Regions from separate parts of the Homo sapiens genome. Here region 2 is linked to region 1. The links are chromatin contacts, found by Hi-C or POLR2A ChIA-PET in ENCODE. All regions are on one chromosome and are shown on one strand. Each heading gives the region's core, a stretch centred on a gene start or an enhancer-like site at or near the end of the contact. The rest is flanking DNA. Distances are from core to core; before and after follow the strand shown.

The links. A loop is a pair of places that touch in the nucleus more often than their neighbours do. ChIA-PET counts read pairs that join two places held with the same protein, here RNA polymerase II (POLR2A).
Region 2: a map with no recorded cell type shows a loop between it and region 1 (4-fold over the local background). The contact joins two enhancer-like sites. A Hi-C loop is called at or near these places in 2 of 168 maps with a recorded cell type or tissue (heart left ventricle and natural killer cell) and 1 of 37 single-sample maps with no recorded cell type. POLR2A ChIA-PET finds 5 or more read pairs at or near these places in 10 of 52 experiments (CD4-positive, alpha-beta T cell, Caco-2, HEK293 and 7 more).

The regions. Positions count from the first base shown.
Region 1 is chr22:40,090,154-40,095,929 of GRCh38, forward strand. It overlaps a transcript of TNRC6B not described here. Among named protein-coding and RNA genes, the nearest start is that of TNRC6B-DT, 49 kb to the left of the region's middle. Within about 2 kb of position 4,456, at least 3 of the 41 ENCODE cell types and tissues checked have a DNase peak (open chromatin) inside an H3K27ac peak, as active enhancers do; they include natural killer cell, where a contact is called at or near this core.
Region 2 is chr22:40,127,789-40,133,600 of GRCh38, forward strand. It overlaps a transcript of TNRC6B not described here. Among named protein-coding and RNA genes, the nearest start is that of TNRC6B, 47 kb to the right of the region's middle. Within about 2 kb of position 1,368, at least 2 of the 41 ENCODE cell types and tissues checked have a DNase peak (open chromatin) inside an H3K27ac peak, as active enhancers do; they include natural killer cell, where a contact is called at or near this core.

The DNA.
Region 1 (5,776 bases), core at 3,206-5,705:
TTTTGTGTGAACATAAGTTTTCACCTCATTTGACCAAATGTCAAGGAGCACAATTTCTGGATTGAATGGTAAGAGTAAGTTTAGTTTTGTGAGAAACTACCAAACTTGTCTTGCAAAGTGGCCATACGGTTTTGCATTCCCACCAGCAATGAAGGAGCATTCCTGTTTCTCCATGTCGTTACCAGCATTAGGTGGTGTCAGTGTTCTGCATTTTGGGCATCTAATGGGTGTGTAGTGGCATCTCATTGTTTTTTTTTTTTTTAAATTTGTAGTTCCCTAATGACATATGATGTTGAGTATCTTTTCGTATCCTTATTTGCCATCTGTATATCTTCTTCAGTGAGGTGTCTGCTCAGGTCTTTTACCATTTTTAATCAGGTTGTTTATTTTTTATTGCTGAGTTTTAAGAATTCTTTGTATATTTTGGATAACAGTCCTTTATCAGATGTATCTTTGTATTTTCTCCCAGTCTTTGACTTATCTTCTCATTCTCTCGATTAACTTAATTTTGAATTACAAGTTGTGGTATGAATTATTGATATATTTTATCTTAGACAAAAAACACCTCCTAACCCATTCAATTGAAAAATCCTATAAACAGTGACCAGTAGCAATGTGTAACCCTAGTCCCCAAATTGTGGTCTTGGAATACCAATTCTCACTAACAGGAAGCAGGGTTATTTGGAGAAATCACTGATACAGGAACCGGCTACACCACGTAACAAGGAAGTCATAAAAGACTGTGATCAGGATCACATCAAAAGAACCAAAGAACATACAAGAGAAGACTCTCTTCATCCAATGATGAGACAATCTGAATACCAATAAAGTTTTTTTTATTTTTTTGAGACGGAGTCTCACTCTCTCGCCCAGGCTGGAGTGCAGTAGCACGATCTTGGCTCACTGCAAGCTTCGCCTCCCGGGTTCACGCCATTCTCCTGCCTCAGCCTCCTGAATAGCTGGGACTACAGGCGCCCGCCACCACACCCGCATAATTTTTTTTTTTATTTTAGTAGAGACAGGGTTTCACCGTGTTAGCCAGGATGGTCTCGATCTCCTGACCTCGTGATCCGCCCGCCTCAGCCTCCCAAAGCATGATGATATTTTTTAAAAAAGCTATTGGATACCACTTGCTAACACTACATTAACCATATACCATCCCTTTCCTATACAAACAGATCTGGCTTCTAGAGCTATATAGTAATTTATAAGAATTACAGAGGACAGAGCAGCATATTAGTACCACCATCGGGTACAGTTGGAAAAATCCAGATTATGTGAAGCTCTGGGGTCTTCAACAAATAAATTGCAAAGAAAAAAAAAAAGCACAGCAAAGCAAAGTCTTGTGTGACATTTACGAGACAGTTGGAAGTTTGAATACTGGCTGATTACTTGATGGTATTGGGACTGTTACTAATGTTTTTAAAGTGTAATGATGGTATTATAAATTTTTAACGGTTTTTAAAAATATATTAGAGATAGGTATTTACCAGTGTATTTATCAATGAAATGTCCTTGCATTAAAACTAATGTGAAGGCAGGGATACCAATAAGGGATACAGGTGAAAGAGTGTTGGCCGGGAGTTAACTATTTAAGCTGACGATGGGAACTTGAACGTTCATTATATTATTGTCTACTTCTGTGTCTAGCATTTTTTATAATGAAACTTAAAAAAAAACTTTCCTTGAGAATTTATAACCACAAACTGGCCCGTGTATGGGTGTGAGACTTGAATTCATACTATCTGTGCAGTGTAAAATTTAAATTGTTCTTGGGTTAGTAGTGCCTCCAGGAACCTGCCAGAGAAACATAAATCTTCTCAGGAGAAAAATACACCTTACTTAGGACTCAAATATGTCTCACAAATAAAATTATTCAGAAGTCGAAAATGAAGAGTCACAAAACACTCAAAACACTGAGCTACAGTGAATGAGTCAGCAGAACCAACAAAAATGATCAGATTTGAGGCCAGGCGTGTTGGCTCACGCCTGTAATCCCAACACTTTGGGAGGCCGAGGCAGCTGGATCACTTGAGGTCAGGGGTTCGAGACCAGCCTAGCCAACATGGAGAAACCCCATCTCTACTAAAAATACAAAAATTAGCTGGTCATGGTGGTATGTGCCTGTAATCCCAGCTGCTTGGGAGGCTGAGGTGGGAGAATCATTTGAACCTGGGAGGCAGAGGTTACAGTGAGCTGAGATCTACCACTGCACTCCAGCCTGGGCAACAGAGCAAGACTCTGTCTCAAAAAAAAAAAAACAGATTTGAAAAGTCTATAATATTGTAATTATTGGAAACTGAACATAGAATAAGTATATTTAATATTTTAAGGAAATTGTGTTTTTTTATGGTTTTGGTGATTAATTAATTAGAGATGGGTTGTTGCTATGTTACCCAGACTGAAGTACAGTGGTGAAATCATAGTTCACTGCCGCCTCAAACTCCTGGGCTCAAGTGATCCTCCCACTTCAGCCTCCCAAGTGGCCAGAACTATAGGTATGCACCACCATGCCTGGCTAATTTTTTAGTACTTTTTTAGGGGCAAGGTCTTGCTCTGTGTCCTGGGCTGGTCTCAAATGCCGGCCTCTGGTCTTCAAATGACCCTCTCGCCTTAGCTTCCAGAGTATCTGGGATTAGAGGTGCAGACCGCCATGCCTGGCTAAAAACAGATACTGTAAGTGTAATGTAAATGTAATTAGATATTGTAAATTGTAAATGAAAGAATGCTGCCAATTAACTTTAAGGTGTAAGATGGCAACTGAGACTATCAGGAATAATCAGGCCAAAAGTCCTGTGTGTCAAGGATGGGTTTTGCAACTGGTGTATGCCACTATAGAGGTATTTGACTAGCTAAAATAATAATAATCAGATATATTTGAAAAAGAACCATTTCATCAGTTTAGCCATCCACAGTTTATACCTACTTGAAAACATGCTGTGCATGATAAATACAATTTTTATCAATTAAGAAAATAAGAATGAAAAAATAACCATTTCAGAAGCAAACAACATCATTGAATTTGGCATTTAGTAGACAAGTCTAATCTTAAAGCAAATTAGACACAAGTGAAGCAGGACTTACTGAACTAGAAGATAAAGCTAAAGAAATTGTCCACATAAAACCCATAGAGACAGAGAAAATGTTAAAGAAAGGTTAAGATGCATGGAAGATAGAATTAGAAGGTTTCATATAACATCTGATCAAAGTTCTAGGAGAATAGAAGCACTGGGGGAGAGGCAGTATTTGAAGACATTTTCCAAAATTGATGAAATAACTAAATCGTCTGAATCAGGAAGCTCAAGCAGGGTAAAGAAAGAGAAATATCACCTGGATACATTGGCAAATTCAAGATCCTAGTACAGTCCTGAGAGAAAAAGCAGACTGCAGACTGATAGCTGACTTTTCAGTGACAGTGGAAGCCACAAGACAATTCATCGTCAAAGTGCTGGAAGAAAAGTAACCATCTGTCAAGAATGAGGGCAAAACAAAAGCATTTTGAAATAAAAACCATTTTTATTATGAATGGAGAAAAGTAGAAGAGTATTTTTGAGCTTTCAGTTAGGACAGTTGTTAAGAGCTTAAACTTTGGAGTCAGATAGTTTGAGCTGTACTGCTAGTGAACTGTGTTGTTTAACTTCTCCGTTTCCTTCTCTACAAAATAGGATGACAAGTGGGAATGGTTGATGGGTACAAAAATACAGTTAGATAAAATGAATATGATCTAGTATTTGGTAGCACAATAGGATGCCTATAGATAACAATAATCTATTGTATATTTCAAAATAACTGGAAGAGTAGAATTGGCACTTTTCTAACAAAGAAATTATAAATGCTTGAGGTAATACCCCAGTTACCCTGATTTGATCATTACATGTTGTATACCTGTATCAAAACATCACATGTACCACGTAAATGTATACAACTATTATGTACTCATAATAATTAAAAATAAAAAAAATTTTAAAAACAGGATGACAGTAGTACTTACTTCATGGAATGCTTTGATAAGCAGATGAATTATATGTAAAGCACTATGAGTCCTACACAGTACGCATCTAGTAAATGTTAGGGATTGCTGTTACCATATTTTATGGAATTTAAGATGCCATCATTCCTAAGACATATTGTATTTTATGCTCCATTAAGAAAGAAAGAATGCTGCCAATTAATTGTAAGATGTCATTAATTGTAAAATCTGTCCAGATTTCACAAATGTTAACTTGTAAAGAAAAAAACCATGAATCTCAAAATTGATGAAATATAGTATTTTGATAGCAGATACTCAAGTACAGGAGAAAATACTGTATATGAAATATTTAAAAAAACAAAAACAGTTTGAAGAAGAAGTTGATGAAAGTGTTGTGAAGCCCAGAATTTAAATGTGTAGTACCCATGGCTGGAGAGTTTTGTGTATAAATTATTGAAGGTTAAAACAGCTGTTTCACTTTCATTTCTTCAGAAGTAAATATGAACTACAACCAAACTGCCCTTGAGTTGGCTTAAGATTTCCCAGTGGCTGTTACTTAAACGAAAAGTGTTCTTTAGCATTTCATTGGTAAGCACTAGCTTGTGGAAAGGCCAGATGTTGAATGTTGAACATGTTTGATAAACAGAAGTTTAATATGCAGCTGGAATAGTAGCATTCTTCTGCAGGTGCTTTTTGAAATGTTTTCAGTTTTTCTTTTCCACTTGGTTTTGATTACCACTTGCATGTAGTTGAGAGGAGATTTTTGCTAATTTCGTATGAGGCTGGATGTTGCTCTGTTTTAGTTGGTCTTATTGCTGATGATACTGCAGTATGTCTCGGAGAGCATGTAAGCATCAACACTCTTTCCAAACATTTTGATTTGGTTAGATCATCTCAAATCATTATTGAAGCTGCTAGCTAGAGTGTTGTCGTTTCATGAGGCCGTACACTCCAGAAATCTTTACAATTATATTACCACAAAGAAGTTGACTACTCATTCAGTTATTAGGATACATAGATTATTACAGCAGCCTCATAACTCTTTTTGCTACCTCTGTGATTTTATCAATTAGAAATAAATTAGGCTCTGTGTAATGGAATATCCAACTTTGCTTTAACCAAATAAAGATTTATTTTTTCCTACACACCAGAAAATTGGGAAATAAGTAGTCACTCCCAGTGTTGTTAATATCTCAAATTCCTTTGATCCATCCTTGATGGTGGCAAGGCCATTTCTCTGCTTCCGTTTCAGACCACGCACCCTCCCAAGTGAGGTATAAAAGGTGTGCCTCATCTAATGATTGACCAGAGCTGTGACATGTAGCCACCTCTCTTCTTAAGAAAAGTTGGGAAATGTAGCTTTCTAATTGAACCTAAGTTTACCCCTAGCCAAATCTGGATTCCAGGCATTTGCAAAACAAATAATGATATTACCACAATTGCCATGATTACGATGTAACCATGATTTGTGACCATGAAGCACCCATAAATTTAACTGACCTACATTGTGACTGAGCCCACAGCCTAACATTATCCTTTAAGTAACTGAGTTTACCACCTCATGCCATCTAGTAGGCAATTATCAGTTTTGCTCACTTGCCCCTTTATTATATGATGTGTATTTCCTTATACCTGTGCTTCATTAATATAGCCAACATTCACTGAATACCTACTCTGTGCCAGGCACTGTTAATACAGAAATGAATAAGGTACCCCATTTGATAGGGGAGATGGATATCAACAAAATTTACAAGTACCACAACCTGTAACCCTCATGCTCAAGGCGGATGTTATTGATAAAGTGGC
Region 2 (5,812 bases), core at 118-2,617, 35 kb after region 1:
GTACCCAGGGCTGTTGACGCTGCAGTGAGCTGTGATCATGCCACTGCACTCCAGCCTGGGCAGCAAAGCCAGACCCTGCCTCAAAAAAAAGGAAGATTGGATTTCTGGCTAGTACATTTTCTCCCTGGAAAGAGAAGGTATAATTGGGAGATTGCTTGGTGAACATGTAATTAGACTGGTATAGAATATATTACTGTGCCATAAACTCAGTTTTCAACTTCTTTTTGGAAAAATAAATGACTAGCTTTCTTGATTTTTCAATTACTGAATAGTTTATCAGTTCAGAATGAATTAGACTCAAGAATAAGAGAACATTCTTTTTATACTTGCACTAAGTGGATGCTTCTGTTATAAATTAGATTATAACTTCAACTTCATCAGCCTTAGTTTAACTCAGGCTCTTATGTTTTTCCTCCTGATGTTTGCTTTTGTTTAAAATCTTATATTTGGAGGCTGATCTCATCTCGCAGGGGTCAGTCCATTCTCCTCCTCCGAGGGTGTAAATCAATCAATCAATAAAATCTTATATTTGGAATGATTTAATGTATGGCTGGAATTTGTCATTTTGCTGTGGTTACATAGTTTGTGGATGTCTGTTAACAGAAGGCCATTAGGAAAGGTAGTAGGTTTTGAGGAAAAGTAGAGAATTTTTTACCAAAAAGTGATTTTCAGCTGAATTTATTTTTGTTCAATATATTTTTTTTGAGACTGGATCTTTCTCTGTCACCAAGTCTGGAGTGTGGTGGTATGATCACGGCTCACGGCTCACGGCTCACGGCTCACGGCTCACAGCTCACAGCTCACAGCTCACTGCAGCCTCAACCACCCAGCCTCAAGCAATTCTCCCACCTCAGCCTCCCAAGTAGCTGGGACCACAGGTGTGTGCCACCACACCTGGCTCTCTTTTTTTTTTTGGTAGAGACAGAGTCTTGCTGTGTTGCCCAGGCTGGTCTCGAACTTCTGGGCTCAAGTGATTCTCCTGCCGCAGTCTCCCAAAGTGCTGGAATTATAGGTGTAAGCCACTGCGCCTGGCCTTCAATAAATAATTATTAAGCACGTGTTATCATGGGATACAACAGTGAACCAAAAATACATGGTTCCTACTCTCAAGGCGGTTTCATTTTAGTGGGAGACATGAATAAATATAAATAAAGATAATAATTATAAATGATGGTAAGTACTATGAAAAAAATAAAGCCATGTCATGCAGGGCAGCTGGGAGGAAGAGCGTAGCTAGTCAAGGAAGGTCTCTCTGAGACGGGGACATTTCAGCTGAAGCTAATGGGCAAGGGAGCCAGCTGTGTGGAGAGCTGAAGCAACAGTGTTCTAGACACAGGAAACAGCTGCAAAAGCCCTTGGCCTCTTCTAAGAACTCTCAGAAACCTGTGGGCCAAGTGTGACAGGAGGTTAGAGAGAGAGACAGAGACCTTGCAAGACCTCAGAGGCCACAGTGTGCAACGTGGACCTATTCTCCATGCCTAGGGCAGCCATTGAAGGCTGTTCACTCGAGGAGTGATGTGATGTGTAGGATTTGCATTTTAAGAGGTGGCTCTGTCTGCTGTCTGGACAGTGGATTGGAAAGAGGTAAGAGTGGAAGCAGGGAGCCTGGTGAGAAGGCACGTGCAGCTGTTCGGGTAGGACTACATTCATGGGTGTTACTGGAAGTGGAGGAAAGACAGACTTGAGGTGTATTTTGGCGCCAAAACTGATGTGACTCGAGGATGGATTGAGATCCTTTTGCATCATAGAAATCAAAAGGGGAATTTCAAGAGAAAGGCTCACTCAGTAACTTCAGATGCTGCCAAGAATCAAGGAGGTTGACAAGTGAGAAAAGACACCTGGATTTGTTTAAGAACTAATTAAAGAGAAAGGATATGAGAAAACTTTCTAGGGGGTGATGGAGATGTTCTGTGTCTGATAGGGGTGCAATTGTTTATAATTACAATAAAAATGGTTACAGTGTAGGTATGTTTTATGTGGTGAAACTGACAATCAAATGGAGTGGAGAATACATGGAAGTATAGATGAAGCAGGAATGGCAGAATGTTGGCAACTATTGAAGTGTTGTGATGGGTACATAGGAGTTTATTTGTATTTACTTTGTACATGTTTTAAATTTTCTATGATAGTTTCTAAAAAGAACTTACTGGTGTTCAAGGGTGCCATTTAATTGGAGTAGGAGGTGCAGAAACCAAATTTTATGGGTTAAAGAGAAATTAAATGATTTTTAAAAATGAGTTATGACTATAGTCCACCACCCAATTTTAGGACATTTGGAAATAAATGGAAGAGAGAACAATGAGGAGGAGGATTAAGTTCAAGTGAAAGATTTTTTTTAAATGGAAGAGGACTATGCATGTTTGAGAAAAGAGGGAAGAAATGGGTTGAGGAAGGCAGAGTGCAGTTAGAAAAAGGTTTCTCAGATTCCCAGGCTTAACGGGCCTCGTACTGCAGTAATGCCTGAGCTCAGGCCCAAATCCTGCTCTTCTGACTCTTGTTTAATGGCGGAGGGAGTTTTGGAGGAGGAAAGAAAGAAAGGAAGTGGGTTCAGCTTTTCTTTGTATTGCCTTCGAAAGAGAAGTCATTGTAGTTGGTAGAGTGTAGAGTACACAGTTGAAGACTTGAAATGACAAGTTTTGATTTCCTATTAAGAGGAAAGGCTTGGAATTGCAGTTGTAGCGAAGGTGCTAAGAATAGTTAACAAATGAATTGGCCGGGCGCGGTGGCTCACGCCTGTAATCCCAGCACTTTGGGAGGCCGAGGCGGGCGGATCACGAGGTCAGGAGATCCAGACTATCCTGGCTAACACGGTGAAACTCCGTCTCTACTAAAAATGCAAAAAAAAAAAATTAGCCGGGCGAGGTGGCGGATGCCTGTAGTCCCCCGCGGGAGGCTGAGGCAGGAAAATGGCGTGAACCCGGGAGGTGGAGCTTGCAGTGAGCCAAGATTGCGCCGCTGCACTCCAGCCTGGGCGACAGGGAGACTCCGTCTAAAAAAAAAAAAAAAAAAAAAAAATAGTTAACAAATGAATAAACGGTCAATATGGTTTACAAAATATCCAGGTAAGTTGTGCAAGTATAGATCAGGAGCCCTTATGGATGGGCAGGGTTGGTATAGAAGTCTTTTTTTTTGAGACAGAGTCTCGCTCTGTTGCCCAGGCTGGAGTGCAGTGGTGCGATCTCGGGTCACTGCAAGCTCCGCCTCCCGGGTTCACGCCATTCTCCTGCCTCAGCCTCCCGAGTAGCTGGGACTTGACAGGCGCCTGCCGCCACGCCCGGATAATTTTTTGCCCAGATAATTTTTTGTATTTTTTAGTAGAGACGGGGTTTCAGCGTGTTAGCCAGGAAGGTCTCGATCTCCTGACCTCGTGATCCGCCCGCCTCAGCCTCCCAAAGTGCTGGGATTACAGGCTGAGCCACTGTGCCCAGCGCGGTATAGAAGTCTTATTGGAGGAAGTGAATTTTGCTGTTCCTCTTGAAGAGTGCTCTCTGAAACTGTGCAGCATCTTCCGTAACATTTTCTTGGAGAGAGATGTTTATTGAAGTTCAGAGATGGATTAGGATTATATATTCTTCGGGAGTTGGGAATTGTAGACTTTGACCTCTTGAGTTTAGGGATTTTTTTTTTTTTCTCTGCCAGAAAGATATAAAGCAGGTGATGGTTTCTAAAAGACTGCTGTAAACAGATTATAGATCATTCCTGAATTATGCACAAGCATAATTCCTTATTTTTGCCTCCTTTCCTCCCCTCCTCTCTCCTGATTAATTCAGCACATATTTATTGAGCACCTACTGTGTGCTAGGAACTGTGTTGGGTGTTGATACACAGAATTGACTCCTTAAACTATTATTTATTCTTTGTTTTAATTATTGGAGCTCCAACCACTTAAAGTGGAGGCAGGAAGAAAGAATGTTAAATTTCACATCAGTTTAGAACGAGCTTTTTTTCCCTGAATGGTCACCAGATTGCAATTTTGTATGACCTAACAAATTTCTCAAAGAGAGTTCTGCTATTGTTGTGAAAGCTTCTATTGTAAATGCTGAAGGAAGACAAGTTGACAGAGTTTTTGTTAATGTAAAACTTCAGATGCCTCTGAACATATCCTTTGGAGGAACAGTGAATATTTCTTACATTTTTCCCAAGGACCACTTCAGGGCTTATTTAATTTTTCTGCTGTGTATGTGAGAGATAAAATTGAATCAAATTAACAGAGTTACCCATGGATCTGTCTTATTGTTCCATATTTTTAGAGGTTAAATATGAAAATTACCTTCTGTGACTGGGTGCAGTGGCTCACGCCTGTAATCCCAGCAGTTTGGGAGGCCGAGGCAGGCAGATGACTTGAGGTCAGGAGTTTGAGACTAGCCTGGCCAACATAGCAAAACCCCATCTCTACTAAAAATACAAAAATTAGCTGGGCCTGTTAGTGTGCACCTGTAATCCCAGCTGTGCCTGTAATCCCAGCTACTCGGGAGGCTGAGGCAGGAGAATCAGTTGAACCCAGGAGGCAGAGGTTGCAGTGAGCCAAGATCACACCACTGCACTCCAGCCTGGGTGACAGTGTGAAACTCCATCTCAATAAAGACGAGACGAGACGGGACGGGACGGGACGGAGCCAGGAGGCAGAGGTTGCAGTGAGCCAAGATCACACCACGGCACTCCAGCCTGGGTGACAGTGTGAAACTCCATCTCAATAAAGGCGAGGCGAGGGCGAGGGCGAGGGCGAGGGGCCTGTAGTCCCAGCTACTTGGGAGGCTGAGGCAGGAGAATTGCTTGAACATGGGAGGCAGAGGTTGCAGTGAGCCAAGATCATGCCCCTGTACTCCAGCCTGGGCAACAGAGTGAGACTCCATCTCAAAAAAAAAAAAAAAAAGGCTGGGCGCAGTGGCTCAAGCTTGTAATCCCAGCACTTAGGGAGGCCAAGGCGGGTGGATCACGAGGTCAGGAGATCGAGACCATCCTGGCTAACACAGTGAAACGCCATCTCTACTAAAAATACAAAAAAATTAGCCGAGCATGGTGGCAGGCGCCTGTAGTCCCAGCTACTTGGGAGGCTGAGGCAGGAGAATGGCGTGAACCTGGAAGGCGGAGCTTGCAGTGAGCCAAGATCGCGCCACTGCACTCCAGCCTGGGGGACAGAGCAAGACTCTGTCTCAAAAAAAAAAAAAAAAAAAAAAAAAAATATATATATATATATATATATTCTGTAAAATCCGGAGGCACAGATATGTATATGCTTCATTGGCCTGATTCCCGTAGAGAGAAATTCATGTGACCTATTTTATTTGGCATTTATGTGCTTATATTATCACACTGATCTGAAAACAGATACTACTATTTTATCTGTCACATGTGGCTTTGACTGGTTAAATGTAATGCTCATTTTTCTTAGTGTCTGGTTTCGCTGTCACATAGTGGAACTGTACATTACTGGGAGGTTTCAGCTCTATTGTGGATTTACTGACACATGCTGAACTAAGCTGTTTATTTGTATCATCTCTTCTTTTTATTGAGATATTATCAAAAATGACATACTTTTATAGTCATTCAGTTTTTTTAATGCAACAAACATTTATTGGGCACCTACTAGTTGCTGATGTCGTAGGTACAGGCATGCAAAGTGATTTATGTAAGACATGGTCTCTGCATTTCGGGCACTTTTAACCTAGTTGAGGGAGGTAACCATACCATACAGGCTATGATACCGATATTAAATATGTGCCTAGGGCAAAGCAATGAATTCTTTCTGGAAGGAAGTCCACAATGGAGAGGGAACACTTGAACTGGGCATTGTAGAAAGACGGGTTTCATG